2 separate regions of the Mus musculus genome follow, and region 2 is linked to region 1. A link is a contact called in ENCODE POLR2A ChIA-PET data. All regions are on one chromosome and are shown on one strand. Each heading gives the region's core, a stretch centred on a gene start or an enhancer-like site at or near the end of the contact. The rest is flanking DNA. Distances are from core to core; before and after follow the strand shown.

The links. ChIA-PET counts read pairs that join two places held with the same protein, here RNA polymerase II (POLR2A).
Region 2: POLR2A ChIA-PET joins it to region 1 with 30 read pairs in embryonic stem cell. The contact joins the promoter of P3h1 here to the promoter of Slc2a1 in region 1. POLR2A ChIA-PET finds 5 or more read pairs at or near these places in 4 of 5 experiments (Patski and embryonic stem cell).

What each region holds. Positions count from the first base shown.
Region 1 is chr4:119,105,729-119,110,713 of GRCm38, reverse strand. It overlaps Slc2a1 (solute carrier family 2 (facilitated glucose transporter), member 1), which reads right to left and starts at 1,969. Exons shown (of 10, transcript NM_011400.3): 1 at 1,742-1,969. The coding sequence starts at 1,759. It overlaps Gm52706 (a long non-coding RNA gene), which reads left to right and starts at 1,965. Exons shown (of 2, transcript XR_003955269.1): 1 at 1,965-2,937.
Region 2 is chr4:119,230,994-119,235,978 of GRCm38, reverse strand. It overlaps P3h1 (prolyl 3-hydroxylase 1), which reads right to left and starts at 3,064. Exons shown (of 15, transcript NM_019783.2): 1 at 2,549-3,064; 2 at 581-733. The coding sequence starts at 3,022. AU022252 (expressed sequence AU022252) reads left to right here and starts at 3,255. Exons shown (of 5, transcript NM_001012400.2): 1 at 3,255-3,396; 2 at 3,510-3,625. The coding sequence starts at 3,318.

The sequences.
Region 1 (4,985 bases), core at 720-3,219:
ACAACACAAAAGGCTGTGGCCTTGATTGGGAAATCAGCCACCTCCAAAGAAAGGGAAGGGCTTTTCCCAAGAATGTACACAAGATAACTAAAATGTGCCTAAACTAGGTATAGTGGCACCATGCCTTCAATCCCAGCATTCAGGAGGCAGAGGCAGGCGGGTCTGAGTTTGAGGCCAGTCTGGTCTACAGAGCCAGTCCCAGGACAGCCAGGGCTACAAAGAGAAACCCTGTCTGGGGGGGAGGGGGGGGGCGGGGATTCTATTGTTGTAAATAACAGTGCAAGTGCATGAATTCATCGCTATAGATATAAACCATGGGGAAGGAGGGACTGATCTATAGATGGAGCCAGTAGGGAAAGTCTGGGAAGCTCAGCAGAGTAAGCGCGCCCATCCACCTGCCTGCGGTGGCATTTACTCTTCCTGCTGCTCACAATTTAGAAAACACTAGTGAAACCAGCCCAGACCTTAGGAACTGTGTGACTTTAGGAAACTTACTTCCCTTTAGTGTTCCTGGTAAGGAAGCACAGGACGACATGTAAAAAGCAGTTTAGCCATGAGCCAGGTGATCAACGAGCATTGATTTTTTTTTACCCTCTTCTCTACTCAGAATATTCATCTTATCAGCTCAAAAAATAAATATCAAGCGGAGTGTGGTGGTACCCGGGCTTACAGCCTTCGCGAAGCAGAGACAGGCGGATCTCTGTGAGTCTGAGGCCAGCCTGGTCTACATATGAACTCTAGGGCAGACAGGGCTAGGGGATGATGTCTCCGAAACAAAAGCAAAATCCAAGGAATTTGAAAGACGGAGATTAACCTAGGTCTGAGAGAAAAGTTTTACGCGGAAAAACCAAAGTTCGGAGTTTAAGTGGCATCTGAGAGACTCCCGGGCCTCAGTTGGTTTTTGTTTTGTTTTGTTTTTTTGTCTTTATACTTAGTTACATTCTATCTCTATCACTGTGGCCCTGCAGAGACTGTCAGTACGACCATCCGGAGTCAACTGGAGCTTCCTTTCCTGAGTTCCACCAAAACACCCCCACTGCCCAGTAAAGGCAGCCAGGGATTTAACACATGCTCGCACTGTTCTTAACTTTAAACAGGTAAAGGGGGGGGGGCGTGAAAGTGCGCATCCTTGAGCCTTCCTACATACTAAGACGGGAAAATCCAATTTTATTTTAATTTAAAAGGGACTAGAACTAACTCTACACAAAGCAAAGGCGGGACAAGAAAGAAACAATGTCGCACATCCAGGAGGGGTTCCGTAAATCCGGCCCATACAGGGCAAGCCTGATCACAGGTGAAGAGAGATCTTATCCAGTCAGTAGCTTGCCCCGGGGAAAGGCCCCACATCCCTGGAGGACTGCGCATCGTGAGGTCCTCAGAGCTCGTCAGCCCCCGACCCTGGCCTGGAGGAAGTGCCTTCTCCTCCTGGCCACCCCCATGGCCCGGGTTCCGGGCGCGGCGCGGGCTCCGGGCGGGTCCCGCCTCCTCCGCTCCTAGCCGGGGCCCGGCCGGGGGCTCGGCTCTTTTAGCCAATGGGCGCCGCGCTCCGGCCCCCTCCCCCGCGCGGGAGGAGCCGCCGAGGTCGTGCGCGACGTGCGGCGCCTGGGCCCCTGATCCGCGGCCCCCGCCCCGACCGCGTGAAGCGCGCGGCGGCTGCGTGAGGAAGCGGGGACTCGGACAGGCGCCCCGGCCCGCGCTCGGCAGCACATCCCTACCCGGGACTCCCAGCCCCGTTACTCACCTTGCTGCTGGGATCCATGGCCGCGCTGCGCTCGAAGCTCTAGCTGTGCCGGCTGCGAGACGGAGAACGGACGCGCTGTAACTATGCGTCTCCCGCCAGACCTCCACGCCCTGACGCACTTAAGACCCCGTAGCTCAGATCGTCACTCTACAAGCAAGCCTCTGCTCTTGGGGGAGAGCGCGCGGAGCTGCCTTTTTATAGGACCGCCGCCATTGGTTCTGGGGTGTAGGTGGGCCCGAAGGGGGCGGGGCCTGGGGAGCACGTCCGGGGCGGGACTCTGAGAGGCGTGGTTCTGTGGGGAGGTGGGGAGGGACGGAGGGCTACTGACCACAGTCTGGCTCTGGATGCTAGAACCTGCAGTCCCAGGGTGTGCGGGGCACCCGTTGGGGGCGCTCGCTGTGTGGCTCTGAGCTGGTTTGCACACCTCTCTGAGTCTCAATGGCCACTAGCAAAATGGTAGCGCTTGGTGCGGGGCTGTAAGCCAGCGCTAGGACTCTGGCTTCCTCACTAGGCTGCCGGATAACTTTGGTAGACTAGTCATAATAATAGTACAACCTCCTGGGTTATTAGGAAGATTAAACGAGTTAGTATTTGGATGGTGTTTACAACCGCGTGTGTTATGTGTAAAGTGGCATTAAGTTCATTAGAGAGACCACGGGAGGTCTGGCTCCGAAGCTGAATTCTCTCTCCTTGCTCCGTGTTCCTGTGCCCAAGGCCAAGCTCCTCTTTTGCTCCTAGACACCATGCCCACCACTTCTCTAAGCTGTAAAACCACCACCTCCCTCCATTTCTGACTTTATGGTGACACCTAAGTGTGAAGACCAGAGAGGCTGGGTGTCTAAATGGTTAAGGACATAGAACACCTTGGCATTGAACCAGCTCACCTATAAACCGCCTCTAGCTGGTCCTGGGCAAGCTCCCAGCCAATGAGCAGCGGGTTTCTCCTGGATAAAATGAGATTTGTTATCAAACCCTGGGCTATGAGAATTACAGGTGAGCTCCTGGAGTGGTGAGTAGGACAGTCAATAGCCTCTGTGGTCCCTCCAGTCCATGTCCCATCTAGGTTCACCTGAAGGGGGGATCTGGGAGAAATGACTTTCTGTTAGAGACAGGAAGCTGAGCTGTGTGCCAGGTGCTGGCCTAGGAGGGCACCCTAATTGAGCATGGACCCCTGAAAAGTAAAGCATGTGGAACTGGTGAGTCTGGGGTTCCCCTTCTCCTCTCTCCTGATCACCACTTTGCCCCCCCCCCCCCGAGTTTCTTCTGCTGACTGCAAGACCTGCCTCCTCTGCTCTTGCTTTCTCCAACCCTGGACCTGTTTCTTTCCTTCAATACATATGATGCAGGGCTGGAACAAGGCCCAAGCCTGGTCTCCCAGGCCCTTTCTTAGGGTACCAGTTCACAAATTCAGTCGCCCCCATTATAGAACTGCATGCCTATATCTCAGCCAACAAGTCACCAATCAGCCATCTTTTTTCTCCTCTATGACGGACGGTCCCGTGCTAGTCAGTGTCCCTAGGACAGAAGCATGAGAGTCTGTTGCTAGCTTCAGGGAGTCCCCAAGCTGGAGGGACAGGGAGAGGGGCAGTGTAAACCATATCAAGGATGAATACAGGGTAAGTCTCCAGAGAGAAGTGTGTGTGTGTGTGTGTGTGTGTGTGTATGTGTGGCTCTTTGGGAAGAGGGAGGTGATGCAGAGCAGGGTTTGGAAGGTAGTTCAATAGGTGGCTAGATTATGAAGGCCATTCTTGACAGAAGATTAGATACAAAGGTGGCAGACAGAATGATTCAAAAAGATGGAGAATCTTTAGATAGCCTCTGAACCACAAGCTTCAGATGCTGGAGTCCCAGCTCTGCCGTTTACTTGCCAAACATCTGCACGCATCTCTTCTCAGCTTCAAAACCCACATCCATCTCTAAAATGGGTCTAATAGTCTCCTCCTGATTTGAATAAGGGTTTCTCAAAGTAATTACACTAATACTTCTGGTTGTGCTTTGTTTTGTTGAGACAGGGTTTCACTATAGAGCCCTGGCTGCCCTGGAACTCATTATGTAGACCAGGATGGCTTCAGATTCACAGAGATCCACTCTCCTACCAAATGCTGGGATTAAAGGCTTGTGCTACCAGATTCTGCACTAATTGTTGGTGTCAGCATTTCAGCCCAGTCCCATGGTACCATGGCACCATGGCACCATGGAAAAAGCAGAGTAGCCAGGGAAATAGTGTTACTTTCCCCCAGTTTCCCTATACCTGCCCAGACACAGATCCCATTGTCTGCTTGGAATTCCACTTCTCTGTCCTCTCTCTGTAAATGTTTTATAGCCCCTGGAGGCAACTGTTTAGAGGCAAATTTACCAGGAGCTATGGACACTAGATCAGAGGTTAGATTCTTAGGTGGACTGTTATCTTGGAGACTGAGTCCTTGGAAACAGAATTTAACCCTGTAGAGAACACCAAAGAAAGCCCACGAGATACAAAGCCTTAGGATAGTGTGCCGCTGAGAGAGGGATGTGGACAGAAGCCCGAAGAATTGGCTTCTTGTAGTTATTGGCTCCTAGAAACTGGGGAGCAGGGAGGGGGGACGCCGGATGGGGGGGGGCAGGGGGAGAGGTTGAAGAGGTAGTTATAAAGACCCTGGATGCCATCCATCTAAGTAGAGGCCAGAGCTTTCATTACTGGATGAGCAATGGGGCGCCATAGAAGGTTTCAGAGAAAAAGAACCTGGTGACAACTCAGCATACCCAAACCCGCCCCTACCTAAGGCTTCTAAAGGGGAAGGGGTAGGGGTTTCACAGCGACCACCCAGACCTGGTGAGACTTGCTAGTCTGTTCCTACACTGGCAGCTTTGTTCCCTGGAGGTGACTTCAGCCCTTAAAGGAACCAGCTCTTCCTGGGTTGTGTTCAAGCTGCGCCAGCCCCTACCAGTCTGGAAGAAAAAGTGCTCGCAGGACTTAACGGGGAGGGGCCAGGTGCACAGGATGACTCCGGCGAGTGCCTGCCTGATGCGTGTCAGACGGCACGCCTGTGGACCCAGGGCCTTAGAAATGGGCGGTGCTTTGCGGGCGGGTCCTAGCCGCTACGCGGAGTAAGAGTGAGTAAGACAGCCCGGAAAAGGCTCTGTTGCCTTTAAAGGCAAGTGTTCCTGGTAGGGCTTGAAAAGGCTTTGCTGAATCAGTGGCAGCTGATGTAAGGGGCGCAGGCAGGGGCTGAGAGGGGGAGCCCTTAATCCGAAGGCTGTTTTG
Region 2 (4,985 bases), core at 1,815-4,314, 120 kb before region 1:
CGAACCCAGAGCCGTGTGCATGCTAAGCATGTGTCCTACCAATGAGTATATCCCTTGGCTCTCCAATGTTCTGATTCATAAACTATTAAAATTATCAAGAACATAAGTTCTTTATAAAAATGCTGTTCAAATGTTAGGTCAAAAAGGTCCTGAAAATACACATAGAATATGGTATTAAATTAGGCTAAAAAATGAAGTATGGGGGCTGGAGAGATGGCTCAGAGGTTAAGAGCCCTGACTGCTCTTCCAGAGGTCCTGAGTTCAATTCTCAGCAACCACATGGTGGCTCACAACCATCTGTAATGGGATGCAATGCCCTTTTCTGGTGTGTCTGAAGACAGTGACAGTGTACTCACATATATAACATAAATAAAATCTTTAAAAAAGAAAAAAAGAAATATGGAAGATTTGGGGCCAGCATGGACTATACAGTACAGAATTACACAGCAGCTCACTCTTTCTCTCTCTCTCTCTCTCTCTCTCTCTCTCTCTCTCTCTCTCTCTCACACACACACACACACACACACACACGCACCCCCCCTACACACACACACACACACAGTAGGGGATGTCTTTTCACCATATGGGGCTTGGCCTCGAGATCCCTGAAGTCTGCCTCCTTCACCCCAGACATGGTTTGGTAATAGTCGAGGTTCTGCCGCATCTCCATGTGCTCAGGATTGCCCACAAAGAAGGTGTGTGCCGCAGCCACAGCTTTCTCCAGCTTGTTTATCTATAGATGAAGTAAAAGAATACATTCACATACAAACTCTTTTCTGTTTGTTTGCTTGGTTGGTTTCTTTGTGTGTATGTGTGTGTTCGGGTGTGTTTGTGTGTGCACTGATACGGGGTATTGCTATGTAAGTCAGTCTCAAACTCTCAATCCTCCTGCCTCAGATCCAAAGTGCTGGGATTATAGGTGAGACTTTGTCTCAAAACAAAATAAAACAAACAAGCAATCCAACAAAGACTGATTGAAAGGTAGTGACTGAGCTGACTAAACATAGTGACTAAAGCTGCAACTACCTGGGAATGCTGCAGAAAGGGCAGCTAACAAAAGGGCAGCTAACAACTGCACGGTGGTGGTGAGAATACAGAATAGCAGCATCTTAGGGCTGCTGTAGAGCACTGTGCCACCATGCCCAGCTTACACTCCTGAGCACTCAGGACTACTCCTGTTTCCTCTGCTACGCACCCCCAGCCCTTCCTTTCTTCCCTCTGAGCACTGGCACCTAGCTTCCTCTGGTGGACTGGGCTCCTAATTCTCCTGTTTTCACCACCACCAATTTCTCCTTCCAGAATTAACATTCTGAAAATGAGGTCTGGTGATGGCTGCCTGAGGTGTGCAGAAGCCTCACTAAACTCCTTAGTCACTCCCAGTCTCCCCACGCAGGAGTCACGGACGGGACTACCCCATGGCCCCAGATATATCACACTCTAGCTCCAATTTCCCCTCTCTGGGGAATAACCATTCTTCAGTGGCTCCTCTCTCTCAGGCCTAATTTAACTGAGGCAAAGCTGGAGTTTCCCTCCTTTGTCTCCCCCCAGTCCTAACTTAGCTACATAACCTTTTTTGTTAGCCCTTAGTACAGTGACTCCTAGCAGTGACACAAGGAAAAACAAAGGAGCAATCATTTTAACCACCTGTCCAAGAACTGGAATGTAGTAGGTGCTCAATAAATGGCAACGAATTTTAAGTAGTGCTATTAAGTGGCATGACCCAATCAGTAAGAACCCAGTCATCCCAGCATGCTTTCCAGTAACCAGAAGGAACCGAGGGGACAAAGCAGAAATCTGAGGTCCCCACGAGCCTCTAAGTCTTTCTTTAGGTAGAACTGAAAGGTCTGTGAAACTGTTGTAGCTATGTAGTCTGCATGAGCAGCCCACCCCCCTAACATGGGACTAATATCATTTACTCAAAGGATACTGTATGTATCAGGGCAAATGAGGCAATAAACAAACGTAAAGTGCTTTAACGGAGTCCTGGAAATATATGTTACCAGTCATCACGGGCAGACAAGGCTGGCGTTCCAAGCCCGCTTATTGACTTGGCCTTAAATCGCTGTGGCATCCCAAAAGACAGTCATTTTCTTAAAAACAAAAAACCCAAAAATACTAGCTAGAGGGTCCTCCACAGGGCGGAGCCAGGCAGCCCCTGCTGGCGACGTGGCAATCCCACGTCCTGAAAGAGCGCTGCTGTTGGATTAGGGAGCAGGGAAAGCATGATTGGAGAACGAACCGGAAGGAAGATGTTGCAGAAGCACTTGGACACTTGCAATGAAGTACTGCTGGGAGACCCTAGCGGCCGCCTCGGTTCCCTCTAGGAGGCCTTCCCAAAAGAAAAAGGTCAGGTTTTTCTTGGCTTGGGCTGTCACTACTGGCTGGACCTTTAGGGTTAGCATCTGCCCATAAGAACCGGGTGAAGCTCCCAAAGTCCGCCAAGAGCTCCCTAGCCAAGAGGTCCCTTGCCTCCCTGCCGTCTCATCCCTGCTCTGCTCCCCAAGTTCCCCAGGTCGCTCCCGGCCACCGGGCTCCGGACCAGTCGCACCTTGAAATAGGCGACCTGCAGGTAGTTGTACGGGCTCCGCTTGTTGAACTCCAGGTCCAGTTCTTCACTCAGCAAGTGGGCAGAGGGCGGCCCGAGGCAGCGGCGTAGGCAGGCGGCACGGCGCAGCACGGCTCCGAAGAAGCGCAGGTCGTGCAGGGCGGCGGCGCCCGGGTCCTGGCTCAGGCTGGGGTCCGGACCGAGATCCAGGTCCGGTGCCCACGGCAGTTCGGTGGCACAGCGTGTGCGGCAGCGCAGGCGGAGGGCACGCAGGGCCGCCCGCGAGCGCAGCGCCCGCTCCATGTTCAGGACCACCCCGGGCCAGTCCCCGCGCGAGTAGGCCGCGGTCCCCTCTGCGTAAAGCAGGTCAGGGGCTGCCACGTCCCATCCCGGCTCAGACTCCGCCGCAACCCGTAAGGCGGCGGCGGCGGCGACCGCTAGCATCGCTGCCAGCAGCCTCCTTTCGCTCACCGCCATGGCCTTGCTCCTCCACTTAACGGGACTGCTCGCCTGGGGCACATTCCAGAGTCCCGCCCCCCACAGAAGCCACGCCCAGAGACGAGCCACGCCCCAAGTCCAGAAGCTCGTGGCAAGGAAACTTGTACCGCCTCTTGCTTTCAACCAATCCAAACACTTACTCTTCGTGAGGCTCCGCCTCTAATCTCATGCGCACAGCTCAATGGACTGAGAACGAGAAAACCCCGCCCACAAGCTGTTGTGCGCCTGCGCTTTAGACTGAGCTCCCTGCGGGTGGTGGGACCGAGGTGCTGTTATGGCGGACCCCGGGGTTCCCGGCCGGTACGAAAGTGGTACGGGAAATCTGGGGGTGAAGGAGGCGGCGGGTCCTGGAGGTAGGTGGGACTGAGTTGCCTGGGTAGGAGGTCGCAGCCGGGTGGCTCTTTCCTGCTGGCTCACGGAAGGCTGAGGGTTTCAACTTACGCCTGTGTTCGGGTGTGTATCGCAGGAGCCCTGGTGGAGCTCACCCCGACCCCCGGCGGCCTGGCTCTGGTGAGCCCCTACCACACCCACCGGGTCGGGGACCCCTTAGACCTCGTGGCGCTCGCCGAGCAGGTGCAGAAGGTGAGGAATAGCCATCTCCGTACTTTACCCTGCCTCTTTGGGCTCGGGACAGCCTGTGAACTCGGCAGTACTGAAGTTACCATTCCATTTCACACGAAGAGGATCACTCTATCCCAATTCCTCTGTTGTTGTTTGTTTTGAGACAGGGCCTTTCTACATAACTCTGGCTGTCATGGAACTCTCTATATTATAGACTAGGCTGGCCTCGAACTGACAGATCCACCTTCCTCCCCCACCCTCCAACCCCAAAACCCTATGCTGGGATTAAATGTATGGCTTCTATACCAAATTCTTAAATAGTCACATTTTATTCTGCTTCCCATAAGGTCTTTATCTGTTACCCAGGAGCTTGTGGAACTTAAATATATGCTCTTTCTTTCCTTTTTAAAAAAACAAAACAAAATAAAACAAAAACTGCTGGGGTTGTAGTTTACTGTTGCCTAGCCCTGAATTTGATTCTTAGCACTACCAAAAACAGCATGCAAAAAGGCACAGGGTAAAATTCCTATTGAAAAAAAGACCACACACAATAAAACTGGAGGTAGTTTCATTTGCTGTATAGCCCAGGTTGGCTTTGAATTCAGCCTCCCAAAGGCTGGGTATTACAAGGGTCGCTGTCACACATGGTGAATTTCAGTGGATACAGTCAGTATTACTATGTCCAGAGCTTAGGCGTCGGTTTCCATAATAGGTAAAATAAAGAAGATATGCAAAATAATGGAAAAGACCGTAGAAGTTTTGACAGATTGGTTTTGATTGTTTCTCTCTGGAGCTCTGGATCTGTAAAATGAGATCTTTGAGGTGGAGAGGCTCATAGGGCTAAGTGGGACTCCAGTTTCCTTCTCTTAGCAAGACTTCCCCTGAAGACTCTTTTACAGTGTCGGAGCCTGGCTGCTTTAAAAGCTTCTAGTGTTCTCTTTCTCTTGTATAAACTAGCTTATTTGGCAGTTATCGTGTTCAAGAGTTTGTTTTGATCAAGAAAATTAATGATTGACATGCCAAAAATCCCTCACACAAAAAATGTCTGTTGTAGTATTTAAGAAAAATTCAAATGTTTAGAAAAACCTTTTTAATTAAAACTTTACTTTTTTTTTTTTTTTAAGAGAGGTGGGCTCAAAAACAGGCTTAGAAGACTATCACGTGTTTGTTTAATCAGGCTGCTATTGGAGGGAGGTAGCTAGGGACAAAATCTTGGGCAATCAACACTTTGAGTTTCAGAGTGACGGTAGTGGACTCAGCCACAGAGAGAACACAGCTTTTTTTTTTTTTTTTTAAGATTTATTTATTTTATATATGTGAGTACACTGCCGTTCTCGCCAGAGACACCAGGAGAAGTCATTGGATCCTGTTATAGATGGTT